2 separate regions of the Homo sapiens genome follow, and region 1 is linked to region 2. The links are chromatin loops, found by intact Hi-C in ENCODE. Cell type or tissue: heart left ventricle. All regions are shown on one strand. Links, peaks and the distances in the headings refer to the core of each region. The heading gives the core; the rest is flanking DNA.

What was found. Hi-C counts contacts between places; a loop is a spot of excess contacts. Peaks named below come from ENCODE experiments on the same cell type or tissue, not always from the same donor. Only the 100,000 strongest peaks of a DNase experiment are listed, where the experiment ranks them.
Region 1: it touches region 2 in a loop (3-fold over the local background); 14 of 110 quality-filtered maps call a loop at or near these places.

The regions. Positions count from the first base shown.
Region 1 is chr4:185,843,909-185,852,249 of GRCh38, reverse strand. It overlaps a transcript of SORBS2 not described here. Among named protein-coding and RNA genes, the nearest start is that of SORBS2, 36 kb to the right of the region's middle. In heart left ventricle, for the core only: no CTCF peak of the experiment used is centred there; a DNase peak (open chromatin) is centred at 4,839; H3K27ac peaks cover 5,418 bases.
Region 2 is chr4:186,011,799-186,020,139 of GRCh38, reverse strand. It overlaps LOC124900830 (a long non-coding RNA gene), which reads left to right. Exons shown (of 3, transcript XR_007058420.1): 2 at 7,605-7,812. LOC124900829 (a long non-coding RNA gene) reads right to left here and starts at 2,828. Exons shown (of 2, transcript XR_007058418.1): 1 at 2,753-2,828; 2 at 1,259-1,687. In heart left ventricle, for the core only: a CTCF peak has its summit at 4,694; no DNase peak of the experiment used is centred there; H3K27ac peaks cover 2,688 bases.

The DNA.
Region 1 (8,341 bases), core at 86-8,085, 170 kb after region 2:
CTTAGTGGCCTTAACAGAGGGTGTGTTAGAATGTAAAAAATAGGAGCCGAATTTACAGTTTTAGAGAGTGCCCTGGGGATGTTTACAGGGATCGGCTGCCTGTAGCTGTGTTGACTCCATGGATTTTTGTTGCTATGCTAAACGTATTAAAAGCTTTGAATTATTGTACCCTGAAAGGATTTGTTCATTCATCAAACAATTATCTTCTGGTATAAGCTAAGCTCTATGTTATGCAAGGGTCCCTGTTACATACATGAAGTTTTTCTCTACAGTCTTATATTAGTCAGGGTTCTGTAGAGGGACAGAACTAATAGGATACATATATGGGAGTTTATTAAGTATTAATTTACACAGTCACAAGGCCCCACAATAGGCTGTCTGTAAGCTTGAGGGGTAAGGAGAGCCAGTCTGAGTCTCAAAACTGAAGGACTTGGAGTCTGATGTTCGAGGGCAGGAAGCATCTAGCATGGGAGAAAGATGAAGGCTGGGAGGCTAAGCCAGTCTAGTCTTTTCACATTCCTCTGCCTGCTTTTTATTCTGGCCGTGCTGGCAGCTGATTAGATGGTGCCCACCCAGATTAAGGGTGGGTCTGCCTTCCCAGCCCACTGACTCAAATGTTAATCTCCTTTGGCAACACCCTCACAGACACACCCAGGATTAACACTTTGCATTCTTCAAGCCAATCAAGTTGGCACTCAGTATTAACCATCACAAGTCTTTTACACGATGTAATATATATATATGTGAATATGATTTTAAAAAAATCCCAAAAGGACAGCTTGTAAGTGCAACCCCTTGCTTATTCCTGTCTCATAGAGATGACCGTGAGTCAATCCACCTTTCCTTTATAATCATATTATTATATTTCCTTAAAGGAACGTAAAAGAATATGGAACCACTTTAAAAAATACCTGTTTCTAAATAAACTTGTAAACACCAAATCATGGTCTTTGTGGTAGTTGAAGGTGAATTTCTTCATGTCTGGGAAGATACAGGTTTTCCGAGTTTAACAATAGCCATGTCAGAGGCAAAATATGAAAGATAAGCTACTCATCTTCTCCACTCTAAATGATTTTTAACAAGTGCACCTGGTATCAGCCGAGGGTCCCCAGAGAATATATGTTTTATACATAAATATGGAGATTTATTATAGAAATTGCTTCATGTGATTATGGCAGCCAGGAAATCCCACGATCTGCTGTCTGCAAGCTGGAGAACCAGGAAAGCCGTTGGTGTCTCAGTCTGAGTCTGAGAGCCCAAGAACCAGAAGCACCAACATCTGAGGGCGGGAGATAGATAGGTGTCCCAATTCAACCTGAGAGGGAGTGAATTTACCCTCGTGTGCCTTTTCATTCTATTCAGGCCCTCAACAGATGAGATGATGCCCACACACCCTGGGTAAGGTGGATCTTTTTTATTCAAGTCTATCAATTCAAATGCTCATCTCTTCCAGAAACACCCTCACAGACACACTCAGAAATCACGTTTCACCAGCTATCTGGGCATCCCATAGCCCAGTCAAGTTGATGCATTAAAATTAACCATCACATGCTCTTAAGCATATTTCAACCCGACTCAATAGAACTAGAGTCTTGTAAAACATATGATATACACACTTCAGTGGTTTTCAGCACAGGCAGTTGACCAGGCTTACTTGTTCAAAGAAGAGAAGATGGGTTTTTAATAGCACTCACAAATCAAATTCATTAAGTCCCTATTTTGATGTAGGAGAACAGAGCTATCATTGCAGCAAAATTTTCCAAGGCCAGTGATGCCAGGATACCAAGGAGCTACATGCTGTCATTTGCTTGGGTCTCTCTGACAACCATGAAGACACTGTCCTCTTTCCCTCTAACAACTTGTTTGTAAAATTGTTAGACTCTCGACATATGGGACAAGTCAGCAGAATGTTAGACTTCCTATAATATCTCAGCAAGACTGCCTTGAGAACTCATGGCATGTGGATAGTTCAGGGAGTTGTGTGTTTTTCCCAACTCAGTCATTACCAATTGTACATCCCACATGAAAGTCACTTTAGCATTTTTCCATATTTTAGGGGGAAGTGGTGACTCATGCCCGAGGGGCAGGATGAGAATATAGGTCTCATAGGCATCTTCAAACCAGGTTCGCCTCTGCTCCACATTTGTGCCATGAAAGAGCTTCGTTTCATAACAAGCCAGAGACCAATTCTAAATCAGTATCTGCACAGGCCTGAAGAATTGAAGGCTTATGCAATAGCAGTCATTGCCAGGGTGGGTGTGGATCAAAACGCAACGTAGAAATCCTTACGCCATTGCAAGCAGCTTGTCTCCTCTGCCCCAGTTGTTCTTGTAATTTTAACAACCATATGCTTATCTTCTGTTTTCTGGCAGCCTAGAACTGTTCTTCATTTCTTTTTTAGACTCAATAGAAATTAAGTGGTTTGGCCATCAACATTCCTGTCTGTCGTCTCTCAGTCTTCTGTGAACAGGACCAGATGGAATAAGCTCTTTGATAGTTACACATTCATTGGAATTGAAAAAATGGGCAGCTGATTTTCTATTTTATAGGCAAAGTCCCAGGCCTGCCCCTGTGAGAGTGTGGCCTGCTGGGCTACTGTCTTATTCTGCAACAAGGGGTGAAGCCACAAAGATTATGTCTAAAAGAGTAATCACAGAGACAGGACAGGGTTTAGGCAGAAGCAAGAATTTCAGAGCATGTGAGTGAGGAATTATCTGCACTGGAGTGGACTTATTTTATAATGGGAAAATTCTCAGAATCTCAAAAAAAAAAAAATGGCAGGGAGAGGAAGAGTGGCAGGCGACAATCTAACCCAGTTTGTGACTTGGAATTCATAAATTCTTTATCTGTCGATTGGACAGAAATAATGAAAAAGACTTTTTTCATTAAGGAAAATCCTACTTCAAAATACAATGGGCTGAGCCTTGCAGTGTCTCAAGTCGGAATTCGCAGTGGGTTTGGGGAAGCTCTGGTGGCTCCACTGGGTAGTGTCTGCTCTCTAGAATGGCAACAGGGTCAACAAGGGTGTGCCAAGATGCCAGGAGCTTTATTAGACCCTGAGCAGGAAAAAGCTACTCTTTCAGTCTGATGGAGCCCTAATCTGACAGGGTCCTGGAACAACAGTGCTTGTTTCAGTAAGGGCCAGCTATATAAGAGGTGGTTCTAACATCATTCTCGTGATTGATGGGCATTGTCCAAAATAAACAAAACAACCAACCTTTTCGTACCACCTAGCAGCTGTCAAGTCCCTGTGTCACAGATGTGTCACTACTGTGTGCTTCTTTAATATAAATAAGCCACAGCTAGTGAAAGGGCTACAAGAGATATTTTAGTTTGGTTCATCTCACTGCATCTAATAATCTCAAGTAACTTGAAAATGTTTAGGATATATTATCTATAGAAATGAAACAGTACTGAACCCAGCAGACTTAACCGTCAGATAAAAGGCTCAAACTATGTCAAGAAATGTCCTAGACAGGTATGGTGGTGGCTGCCTGTAGTCCCAGCTACTTGGGAGGCTGAGGTAGGGGGATCCATTGAGCCCAAGAGTTTGAGTCTAGCCTGAGCAATGTATGGAGACCCTGCCTCTTAAAAAAAAAAAAAAAAAAAAAAAAAAAAAAAAAAAAAAAAAGAGATATCCTTATAAAGAACATTTAAAACCTGGACTTAATTCTGAACCACTAGAATACTAGAATCTTCATTTGTGTGACAGTTTTTCTAAGACTTTTTTAAAAGTTTACCTTTCATAAATTTGCATCCATTTGAATTTTTATTTGCATTCAAGTTGATTTCCTGGTTTCAAAATCAGTCACAGCAGTTGTTGACATGGAAAAAAAATTTGCCAAAGCAAAAGTTGAGATGGTGTGTCACAAAGGATTTCATGAACTAAAAGTTACCATTCCTTGTCCAATAACTTTTACTTCTCTTTTATTCCATGATATTAGGGGTTCTGTGGTTAAAGGCACTCAGGAATCCCTGCAGGTTGGCTTTCCCCAGAATACCCTTGAAGCCCAGAATCATCATGGGGACCACTACAGACTTGACCTGGATCCTAGGGCCTTTATGAAAAAGTCATCACCGCGCATCCCCTTCTCTGCCTCCATTCCACTGTACTCATATAATTTCGGGGTATCTGAGACTGCAGCTTAAAGCATCATTCTCAAGGAGTCTCTGAGTCTGTCGAATTTTCTGGGTGGCCCCAATCCCAAACCATGACCTGGGGACAAATTTGGGGGTTCTTAAATTTCTGGGAGAGTTCAGATCCCACAATTCAGGCCAGGTCAGCCCTGCGACTCGGCATGAATGTGAGAAGCCTGCGGAATGCCAAAGGACTGATAGCTGTAATCTGAGACATGCTGTTTGCTCTTTGATGAGACTAGCCATCAAAAACGATAGCAGAAAAATCTCAATCCTTGCCGATGAAGCCAGTTTCTACCTGATGAACAGATCTCCTAAGATGTGAGCCCAGTGCTTCTTCAGTTCATTCCAGGGCTCTAGGGTACAACTTACTGCTTGGAATAACTCATTGCTAAACAGTCTGCAGGGTTTAAATTGTCACATTCCTTATGGAGTCAAGGTTGCTATAATCGTTGCTGCCGTCTACAGCAGCTCTGGGAAGGGCAACAGGGTGGAGTGGAATTTCACACATGCCATATGTCGCTTACTCATCCTGCGAGATCTGGCTTGGACTTGCTGCAGTTGGGAGGAGAGGAGGATGTATGTCTGGATGATACAATCACAGGGACCCCAGATCCTGCGAGGATGGATTCTGAGCTATAATTGTTCACCATTGACGCATGTGTTCAGCTTGATTTTCTGGTCCTGGCATTTCGGCACTCAGCAGTCACCTCCACACTGGGCAGAGTGAGAATTTGGTGCACCAATCCAAAAGATACTGAAGGCATTTTAAAGGGAAACCAATTCAGTCCCTTTTCTCCAATCCCAAAGAAAGTGTCCACTCACTAGGGAGAAATAACAAAATTAGATTTTGATTTCTTATCTTAGAACAGATTGTTTCCTACTAATTGAGGCTCAAACACAAAGTGGTAAAAAGTCCACTGGAGCAGACTTACATTATGATGGGAATACTCTCAGACTCTATCAACACTGAATCTGTTATTAAACACAAGATAAGTGTAAGTTTTGGGGACAGAAGTTATCTAATTGTTTTATCCTTTGCCATGTTTTATTATAAAAAATCTTGTCTCTATCGCCACTCCCGCCACACCAAAGAATCCCCAGGGAGCATGGCCCCAGTGAGTCATGTTTTTATTCTGGATATCCTCATCTACCAAAGGTGTTATCATTCTTTCCTTTCCCTAGTTTTTATTTGACAAATAGGGATTTTTCTCTAAATTTAAATATCATAAATAAAATTTTCAAACACAAATGCCCTTGGAGATTCTGAATCATAACTCCATTCTCCCCCTTCCCCCTCTCTCCCAAACTTTCCCTGGTTTGAATTACAAGCCTAGGGGGAAAGAAATAACAGTTTAACTTGATTAATGGAGCACTCAGCAGAAGCACCCGCTTCCTATTCTCTGCCTTGCTTTCTACCTCATTGAATAAATGTACGCTATTATCTCAGTCTCGCTTCAGGCTTTACCAGTGAAATTGTTCCCAATAGGATTGCCAAAGCCCTTTTGGTTAGCCTTAACCAAGTGATAGTCTCAGTCATGTTTTAAAGTCAGGTTTATGAAAGTATAATTTATATACAGTATTCACCTTTTTTAGGAGTACAGATAAATGAATTTTGAAAAATGTATCAAATTACAGAACTTCCAACACATCAATGTGTAGAAAATTTTCATCTCTTCAAAAAGGGTCCTTGGCCCCATTCAGTTGATTTTCTTTCTGACCCCAGCCCCTGGCAAACCCTGATCTGCTTTCTGTCCCTATAGTTTTATTTTTCCAGAATGTATTATTAGTGGAAACATGCAATACTTAGTCTTTTGGGTCTGGCTTCTTTCACTGGCATGATGCATTTGAGAGGCGTCCATTTGTTGCAACTATCAGTGGCCTTTTCCTTTTTGTTGCTGAGTAACATTCTGTTGTATGGATGTACCATCGTTTCTGTATCCACTCTCCAGGTGATGGACATTTGTGTTGTTTCCAGGTTTTAGTGACCATGAATATAGCCTCTATAAATATTCACTTTCAGGTTTTTGTATGAACATATGTTTTCATTTCTCTTGGATAAATGCCAAGGAGTTGGGACTGCCAGGTGGCATGAAGTTTATGTTTAACAGTATCAGAAACGATCTTCCAAGGAGTCTGTACTATTTTGCATCACCACTAGCAGTGAATGAGAGCTCCTGTTGCTCCACATCCTTGTCAGCATTTGATATTGTCAGATTTTGTTTTGTTTATATTTTGGCCAGTTGAAAGGTGTGTAATAGTTTTCATTTGCATTTTCCTAATGATTAATGGTACTGAGCATTTATCATGTCCATATTTAGATCTGCATCTCCTCTTTGGTTAAAGTACCTGTTCAAAACTTTTGCCTATTTTTTTGCTTCTTTTTTTAAATTGGGTTGTTTGTTTTATTATTGTTGAGTTGTGTACATTCTTTATATATTCTGTATACCAGCCTATTATCAGATACATATTTTGTGAATATTTTCTCCCTTTCTGTGGTTTCCCTTTTATTTAGCAGAGTATTTTAACTGTGATCAAGTCCAGTGTGTTAATTTTTCCTTTTATGGCTTGTGCAATTTGTGTGCAATATAAAGCATTTTTTCTAACCCAAATTTACAAAGACTTTCTCCTTTGTTTTCTTCTATAAGGTTTACAGATTTTTTTATTGTTGCAAAATGCACATAATATTAAAATTACCATTTTAACCACTTTAAAGTATGTAATTCAGTGATATTCACTACCTTCACAATATTGCAAAACCAACATCACTATCTACTTCAAAAACATTTTCATGGCCAGGCACAGTGGCTCACACCTGTAACACCAGCACTTTGGGAGGCCAAGGTGGGAGGATCGCTTGAGCCGGGAAGTTGGAGACCAACCTGGGCAACCTCGTGGGACTCTGTCTCTACAAAAAATTAAAAATAAAAAATTAGCTGGGGGGTGGTGGTGTCCACTAGTAGTCCCAGGTACTAGGGGGGCTGAGGTGGGAGAATCATTTGAGCCCAGGAGGATGAGGCTGCAGTGAGTCATGATCACCCTGCTGCACTCCAGCCTGGGTGACAGAGCAAGACCCTGTCCAAAAAAAAAAAAAAGCATTTTCATCATCCCTAAAAACCCCATACCCACTAAGCAGCCAATCCCCATTCTTCTCTTTCGCCAGCCCCAGGCAGGCACTAATTTACTTCCTGCCTGTATGGATTTGCCTCTTCTGAGTGTTTCGTATAAATGGAATGGAATCGTGTTACATATAGTCTTTCGTGTCTCACTCTTTCATTTAGCATAAGTTCTCAAGGTTTCTACATCTTGGAGCATGTATCAGTACTTCATTCCCTTTTATGGCTTAATAATATTTCAATGTATGAATATGCCATCTTTTCTTTATTCATTCATTAATTGGTGGGCATTTGGTTTGTTTCTACCTTTTGGCTCTTGTAAATAATGCCGCTGTGAGCATCGGTGTACAAGTTTTGTTTGAAGATCTGTGTTCACTTTTTACACAGGAGTAGAATTTCTGGGTCATATGACAATTCTGTGTTTAATTTATTGTGGAATCATGAAACTGTTTTCCACAGTAGCTGTACCGTTTCACATCCCTCCAGCCGTATATGAGTATTCAAGTTTCTTCACATCCTTAGCAACATCTGTTATTTTCTGGTTTTGCTGTTGTTGTTGTTATTGTCATTCTCATGGGTGTGAAGTGCTCTCTTATTGTGGGTGTGTTTTGCATTTCACTGGTGACCAACGCTGTTGGGCATCTTTTCGTGTGTCTGCCGATCATTCGCATATCCTCTTTAGAGAAATGTCTCTTTGAGCCCTTTGCCCATTTTTGAATTGGGTTCTTTGTCTTTCTGTTGTTAGCTTTATAGTTTTGAGTTTTACATTTAGCTCTATGACCCATTCCAAGTTAATCTTTTTGTATAGGGTCCAGTGTATTTATCAGTGTTCATTTTTACACATATGGTTCCAGTCTTTGTTTAGCAAGACTGTCCTTTCTCCATTGAATTGCCTTAGCACTTGTGTTGAAGGTGTGGGTTCTGTTCTCTCCCACTGATCTATGTGAACTGCCTTCCTCCAAGGAAGGGATGTGTTATCTCATATACTCATAGAGTGTACAGTCTTCAACACTGTAGGTTTACAGTGAGGTCATGAAATCAGGTAGGTAAGGCCTCCAACTTTGTCTTCTTTCTCAACATTGCTTAGG
Region 2 (8,341 bases), core at 71-8,070:
AGTGTTAGGTGAGAGTGGTGACGATGAGTGTGGAAATCTGCCTTAATTTTATGAGTTACCAACCTGTCATTGACTTCATGTTCATTCTGGCAAGAGCTAAGAGAGATACTATTGAGTATTTTAACACAGACTTCACTTGCTTGGGTGAACTGTAGACAGAATCCATCTTTAATGACCTATTTCTGTTACTGAACTGAACTGGTGTCTGCTCTCCTGTGGGGTGAGGCCAAACATCCACACCGTGGTTTGCAGCAGGGGAAAGCAAGGTGTTTATTTGCAGGATGCCAAGGAAAGAGAATTGGGCAGCTTACAATTGAGACCTGACCTCTCGGTGGCTTACAGGTAGGAGATTTTAAATCTGGAGAAGCAGAGATTGCAGGCAAAGAAGTCAATTAATATATTGAGGCTCTATATTGGTTTGGCCTAAAAAAGTAGGGTGTCATGAAGCAGGGTTCCACAGGTCACAGGTGGATTCAAAGATGTTGGGGTTTGCAATTGGGTAAGGAGGTGAAGCTTTATCTAAATACCCCATGACTTTACCAAACACCCCATGACTTCAACTCCCTTGGTTATTGTTTTAAGCTACTATTACCTTCTTGCTGGTCAAGTTGCTCATTTACTCTTCAGGGATAGCTGGGTGCCTGGAATTCCCCTTGAAGAAATTCAAGATTTTTCTTTCATGCTTGAGGGACTTGCAGGCCCCTAAGAGGGATCCCTGCTCTGTCTCATTTCTAATGGTTTGTTGTTAGGAAACCTCTCTAATGAGACCATGAAGTTCTTGAGGTGAAGGCACTGATCTTATATCTCTCCTTTTTTTATCTTATTGTTGTTACACACACTCTCCATAAACTCCATTTTGAGAAACCCAGGTTTCAGCTGCCACTGCTTGTGTTTCTTGCTCAATCCCTCTTGTGTCCATCTCCAACAATCCTCTCTCAGAGACATCCTTCAAATCTTTGCTAAAATGTCACCTTCACAAAGACCTTTTCTTACTGTCTTATTTAAAGTGGCAGGCCTCCTCTCCCCCATCGTGGCATCATTTTACCCCCTGGCTTTTATCACCACCTGACATGCCATATATTTTCACCTTGTTTATTGCCAGCACCCGCCTACCCCACTACAAAATAAGCTCCATGAGGGAGCTTTGTCTATTTAGTCCACTACTGTATCCTCAATGTCTGCAAAAGTGTCTAGCACATAATCAACACTTCATAAACAGGTGTTGAATAAATAAATCCATCAAGCATTTCACACAGCATTTTCCCCAAAGCAGGCAGTTAGGAAATATTTATTTGAGCTAACACAGCTATGTTTTCATCAGTTCAGGAAAGTGGAAGGTCAAGGGTCACTTATAGAAGGTGCCACCAGAGCCTAGGGTAGCTCACCAACTGTTAAAATCTCCAGAGAAGGGATAAATGCAATCTTGGGGGGTAGCAAAACAAGCAAAGAATGTTTTGATATGAAGTCCTTTGGAATTGGAATTATGGAAGGCCCTGGAACTAGCTGAGCTTCTAGGATGATTAGTGGAGGATTTCAAAACCATTTGCACTGCAGTTCTCTTTTGGTGGTGTCAGGCTTCCAAACCAAAGACATGTCTAGAAATGCAGGACAGCATATCACGGGGACCTCTGTAACAGCAACAAAACCCCATGGATAGCATGTGACGTCATGGTAACAAAGCTTCATGCTACAAAACACAGAGAGATAGAGGGTGTTTAGTGGGATAACACTTTGCAATAGTAACCGTTCTTGATATTTCCTTTTTTTTTTTTTTTCCCACCTGGGAGACTAGATATGAATTTTCCATTGCCCAAGTGTTATTTGACACTGCAGAATGCATGTGTCTAACCATGTCTTTTTATTTTATGTATATTTATGGTTTGACATTGGAGTCTGGCTGAGCCTGGGGGGACTGGCAGTCAGTTAGCTTACTACTGTCTCTAGTTAGCCGATTCCTAGAGACAGTGAAGGACCCCCGCCTCCAGAGAGAGCCTTTCAAATGCACATGAACCAATCCAAAGCCCATGCCCCTAACCACGTCCTCTACTGGGGATCTCAAATTCAACATGATTCCCCCTGCCCTGATCACCCCAAACCAGGTACCAGACAGTTAGGGACAGGCCCTATGCCCAGAGTCTGCTGAAATTATTCAAGCTCTCCACCCTGAGCCTGCTCACCCTGCCTTGCCTGCTCCTTCCCATGGAATCCTCTCCCCAGCATTCTCCCCCTGCTCACTCTGCCTCCTGCCTGACCCGGGTGCTACCCGTGTGGCCACACACTGTAGGCGCTCACTCCTCTTGGCATCTGTGAGCATCAGACTTTTTTTTCAATGGTAGTCATCTCCTATCTACTGGTCTTGCCCTATCAAAATTATAACAAAACCTGTGCTTTAAAACAGTATAGGGAAGAAAAGAAGTTAATTCTTGGCATTTCAGGGCCTCTGTAGCTGCGGTACTGGCATATGAACAAACAACTACATTAACAACAAAAAAGATTGGAAAGGATGCACATTCTAAAATTTGGAGAAGAGGAAAGAAGAAGAGAGATGTGGAGGTCATAGGGCGGGCCCCAAAACTGACCTATTCATGCCCCTCTGCTCCCTTCCCCAGGGCTCAGCTTGAAGGAAGAGGTCAGGGTGCTGAACGATGGCCTGAGACACCCTAATAACCAACACAACCAACACCCCTTCTCTCTGCAGGTTCTCTCTGCAGCTCTAGCACCTGGCATCCTCAGACATCTTCTTAATACTCACGCAAGTTCTACAGATGAGAAAATGAGGCTTCAAAAGATGAAGACCACACGATGACTGAATGGATGGTGCTGAGTTATAATAGCAGTATCTGTCATGTATGGGTTGCTTCCTATGGGATAAGCACAATGATGCCATTTCATTTTATCCACTCAATGGCATACACTGGGATAGCATAACAATAGAACACATGGGACTCTGAATTCTGCAGGCTAGGTTTAATTCTGTTTCTGCTACATAATAGCAAAAGAGTTCATCTTGATTCTGCTACATAATAGCAAAACAGTTCATCTTGATTCTGCTACATAATAGCAAAACAGTTCATCTTGCTTTAAGTCATAAGTCACGGCTCCGAAAAGGACACCCCAAGTATGGCCTTGACCTGCTGAGGACTTTGAACTAAAGGGCATTGGAAAGCCTCAGAAGCAGCCTCAGAACCAAGTCTCTGACCTTCTCCTGCCCTCCTGTCTCTCGCCCCTCATTCCCCCAAGAAGTGAGTCATAGAAACCAGAAATCCTCTTCCCTAAAGCAGGTCACGGAAACTAGAATCTCTTTCCCCAAAGCCAGCCATTAGAAACTAGAATCACTACTGGAACTTTCCCTGCCTTTCTGAGTAAGAGCTGGCCATAAAGAAGTTCTCTGACTTACTTTCCTGAAAGTAGGTTATAAGACCCTCATTCCAGAAGGGGCCCTGCCCTACACGCAGGAAGAAGGAACGCCACACAGGGAGGCCAAGAGGAACCCAGACAGGCCCAGCTGGGTCCCCCTCTGTCTGTCACTGTCCCATCGCTCCCTCTGTGTCCAGTCACAGCTCCGCAGGGCTACCACTCTTCATCAAATCTAAGCATAGAAATGGGCAGTTTTCCCTTGGTTCTTTGGGTCTTCATTTCCTAAGGCTCCCATGTTATGTAAAACTTTGATTAAACAAATCTGTGTGCTTTTCTCTTGTTAACCTGTCTTTTGTTACAGGAGAATCGGCAGTGGCCCCTTAGCATGGTGGCACACGTCTGTAATCCCAGGTACTTGGGAGGCTGAGGCACGAGAATCACTAGAACCTAGAAGGAGGATGTTGCAGTGAGCTGAGATTGCACCACTGCACTCCAGCCTGGGCAACAGAGCAAGACTCCCATCTCAAAAAAAAAATTAAATTAAATAAAAATTAAAAAAAATTAAAACTTAGGCCTGGTGCGGTGGCTCATACCTGTAATCCCAGCACTTTGGGAGACTGAGGCAGGCAGATCATGAGGTCAGGAGTTCAAGACCAGCCTGGCCAACATGGTGAAACCCCGTTTCTACTAAAAATACAAAATTAGCGGGATGTGGTGGTGCATGCCTGTAATCCCAGCTACTCAAGAGGCTGAGGTAGGAGAATCGCTTGAACCTGGGAAGTGGAGGCTTCAGGCAGCCGAGATCGTGCCACTGCACTCCAGCCTGGGGGACAGAGCGAGGCTCCATCTCAAAAAAAAAAAAAAAATTAAAACTTAAGTAAAAATATAAATGAATTGAACCAGGAAAGTTCTTGCTGTGAATGTGACATTTTGCCATTTTTTTATTTCTTATCCCTTCTCTTTTACAAATTTCCCTAGATTTTGAGGGTAAAATTATCTCACTGTAGTCATATTTCTGTCTTCATGTTTTACTCACCTCCAGAGTATGTATCGCTTTCCAACGTGTGGCACATCGTCTTTTATATTTTTAGTTTTGTATTCTTTGTCTCCTCTCTCTGGAATGCAAGTGCCTGCGGGCAGGGCTAGCTGTCGTTTGATTCACTGCTGTCACATTGGAGTGGAGAAGTGCCCAGGATGCAGGAGATACTCAGTAAACGCTACTGACTGAGTAACTGTGAGAAAGAAGAATTCTATAGTGGAATTAACAGAGCTGTTCCCGATTAGTGATTGAAACAGGACTATGTGTGATCTGAGAGGACAGAGACGAGGAGATGGGACCGAGACTGAGTCACACAGTTCCCGCACTGGCCATTCTGTGGCTCCCTTAGCCCAGGGTAAGCAGGTTGAATCCAAGGAGGAGAAAGGGTGACATCCATTTAACATGGGCGGTGAGATCGCATGCAGAGGCAGAGAGGAAAGACACAAACTCACAGAACAACTGGCTTCCAAGCATTGCTTTTTCTGACACTTCCATGAATTCAATGCAACATTAATAACTGTCATCCCTACTGTGATGGATCAAACTTCAAATAATAGGACACATGCGCTGACCAAATTATATATCTGGGAAATAGTGGGTTTAGAACTTTCTCAGGCCGGGTGCAGTGGCTTATGTCTGCAATCCCAGCACTTTGGGAGGCCAAGGCGGGTGGATCACCTGAGGTCAGGAGTTCGAAACCAACCTGGCCAACATGGTGAAATGCTGTCTCTACTAAAAAATACAAAAAATTAGCCAGGCGTGGTGGTGGGCACCTGTAATCCCAGCTACTCGGGAGGCTGAGGCAGGAGAATCGCTTGAACCCAGGAGGCGGAGGTTGCAGTGAGCCGAGATCGCATCACTGCACTCCAGCCTGGGCAACAGGAAACTCCATCTCTTAAAAAAAACAAAACAAAACGAAACAAAAAAAACTTTTCAAAGAAATCTCTTATCATTTGAATATCATGACATTTCCTTATTAATAATTGAAGAGCAAAAATTCTAGGTATTTTATGAGTTTAAATAATGTGCTCTCAAATTTTTATTGACTGAGTGCTCTGTTCTGTATTTCCAATTAGGGTAGAATTGTGCATCTGATTATGATCAGTGATCAATGATACATTTCATAAAATCGGTGGCACCCAGTGTTGGGAGGGTCCCATATATCATTTCATCTGTTCCTTATGTCTTTGGGTACAATAAAAAATCGAGTAAAAGGGTTGTGTGTGTGTAAGAAGAAAATAAAATATTTATTAGGTCTTCTTTTATTTTAAATCTTTAATCAAATCCACAGCCATCCAAACTAGCATATTCTATGTCCCTAGATTCTCAGAAATAAATCTGAGGAAAGCAAAACAAAATTAAAGAACATCAAGTTCTTACATTTGATCAGTTGGTTGAATTCACATGAATATTTACATGTGGCATTGGAATGAACTAGTGAGGAAGGTGTTGGTTAATCTATGTGGAATCCATATGAATTTTGTAGATCATTAAAATAATAGTGGAAATAACAGAGGGCCTTAAACCTTGAAGAGATAGTGCATCCTTTTCACAAACTCTGTTAAAAGCACCGTCTGTCCCTTTTAGTACGGCAAGCGATTGCAGAAAACAGTAGGGAAACACAAGGTAAATCAGTTTTCTTTGTTGTTCGAGATTATTTTCTGAAAGTGTTTAAGCTGGTTTCCTTTAATAAAGAAAATCTCATGCTAAAAAATGTAAGCATTTGGCATGTCTTTCACAGAGGGCTTGGAAAACAAGTCCCCTCTATATCATACACCTGGAGTGTTTAATCCCAAATTTGTTAATGTATAGACTTGATGATTTAAATGATAAAACTGCAGACCTTCTTACGGAATTGAATTCATTGAATTCTTTCTAAAACATCCCACAGGAGGCACTCATTTAACTCTGACTCCTTTCTTTGCATTTACAGCCTGGAGAGTTAAACAGCAAAACCTGGATGGGAAAACCAGGGTTCCCAACTGCGAAATTTAGGAAGTAACAAGTCATCATCTTCTGCAAAGTGAGAGGGAAATTTTCAGAAAGCATTAAACAGTGACTTTCTTCTCATCACAACTTAGGGCCATTGCCAGATGTTTGTGCCTGGCCACAGTTCACGTGGGGAGGAGACAATTCTGGCTGACTAGCCACTGTGGGAGGCATTCATCCTGTAGATGTTCTGGAGGGTGACAGATCTTCAGTTTCAGCATCACACATAACCGGCTAGAGGCAAATTTGTAAGGAGACATTCACTGCTTGAGATGTGACTTACTATCTGTAGACAGAGAAACCAGATTTTTCTATAGCTGTAATAAATGCCCTTTATCAAGAAAGTGGCTAGCCCATTATAAACTCATTGGAAGAGACAAAGAATTTTTAAAAAGAGAAACATGAAGAAAAAAATATATAGGTCAGAAATATAGGGTCAGAAATATCATCCCAGATACTGTGTTCACCAGTTCCCAGAGACGGGGGATTTTGGTCAATGCCAGAAACAAATTCATGTAACTTGTAGCTTGGTTGTGTGTGTTTACACAAGTGCAAGAGGTGACTCCAGTGTCGCTGTGTGGGCTGGTTCCATTTTCCCATCATTAGACTTCTCGTGGTTGCGGAAGAGACGGGTGAACTTGGTGTCCCACGTCTTCGGCTTGGGGGCAGCTTCCACTGTGATATTTTGCTTCCCATGTCCCCAGAGTGTGAACCTGTCCTCACTTTCCCATGGGACGGTGGCCACGCTTGTGTGTGTGTGTGTGTGTGTGTGTGTGTGTGTGTGTACGTATGTTCCTCCTGGTCACCTTACAAGCCTGAAAAACAGATAGGGTCACACTAACAGTGATGACAGTGCTGTCACTGGCACAGGACACGAGCATCCTGCCAAATTCTCCCGAGACACTTTTGAAGGTCACTAGGTGTGTGTGTGTGACAGAGAAAGGGATGGCGGGAGCAGTGGGTTTCACTGTCTACTCAGAACCTGCAGACCTCAGACCTCCACATGGCACGCTTCGCTAATTCTGCCATGTGCCAGGAGCTGCGACCCTTTCTTCCCACCTCAGACTCGTGGCAAGGCACTGACGGCCTCATCCTGCAAAAGCAAATGAAAGGTCATCTGTGGAGAAGTGAGGAGCATGTCGCTTTCGTAACTCCATGTTCCTTTCTGTTGGCTAGTGCAACCTCAAGTCACTGAGTTTTTTTTCTTTTTTCTTTAAAGATGTCCGTCTCCCAGGACCAAGTCTGTGGATGTGGGGACGGAGCTGAAAGGCAGGTGCCTTGCTGCACTCAGGTGCACGACGCCTCCCACCCCCATGATGAAGGCTTTGTTCCCAGCGGCTTCAGCTGCCTGAGTCCTTCTTCGCTCGCACTGGGCTCCTTTACGTGAAGAGATCTCCGGTGGCCTCAACAGTAAGCCAGTCACACAGGTAGGTCCATGTTTAACGCTCAGCCGAGGCTGCAGTGGAGCCCATGTTAACATACGTGTTTATACTGCCTATGCGTGTGTGTGCACACACGGACACACACCAGTGTTACTCAATGATGGCTGCTCATTGAAATCACCAACCCGGTTTCCAAAATATATGAACACCTGGACCCCACCCGTGACCATGTGAAACACAGTCTCCAAGCAGTGGGTCTCACACACCTGTTGTTTTTAAACTCTCTGCAGACCATTCTGATGCACGGTGAAGACCAATAACCGTGGTGTGTACACATGGTCTAGGGTAGGGCTGTGCCCAGCAGTGTTTGAAAGCGCGCAGGTAATGCAGGGTGCATGCAGGGCTGCAACCGCAGGCCTGGGCTGCTGTTGAACTAGGTACCCACCGGACAGCTCAGGTCAGCTCTGGGGCACATGATGAAGCTAACCCGTGTAGGACATTTACCACATTCCTCCATAACAGAACACATTTTCATGGTTCTCACCTCAGGCTATGTCAAAATCCTTTGTAGAGC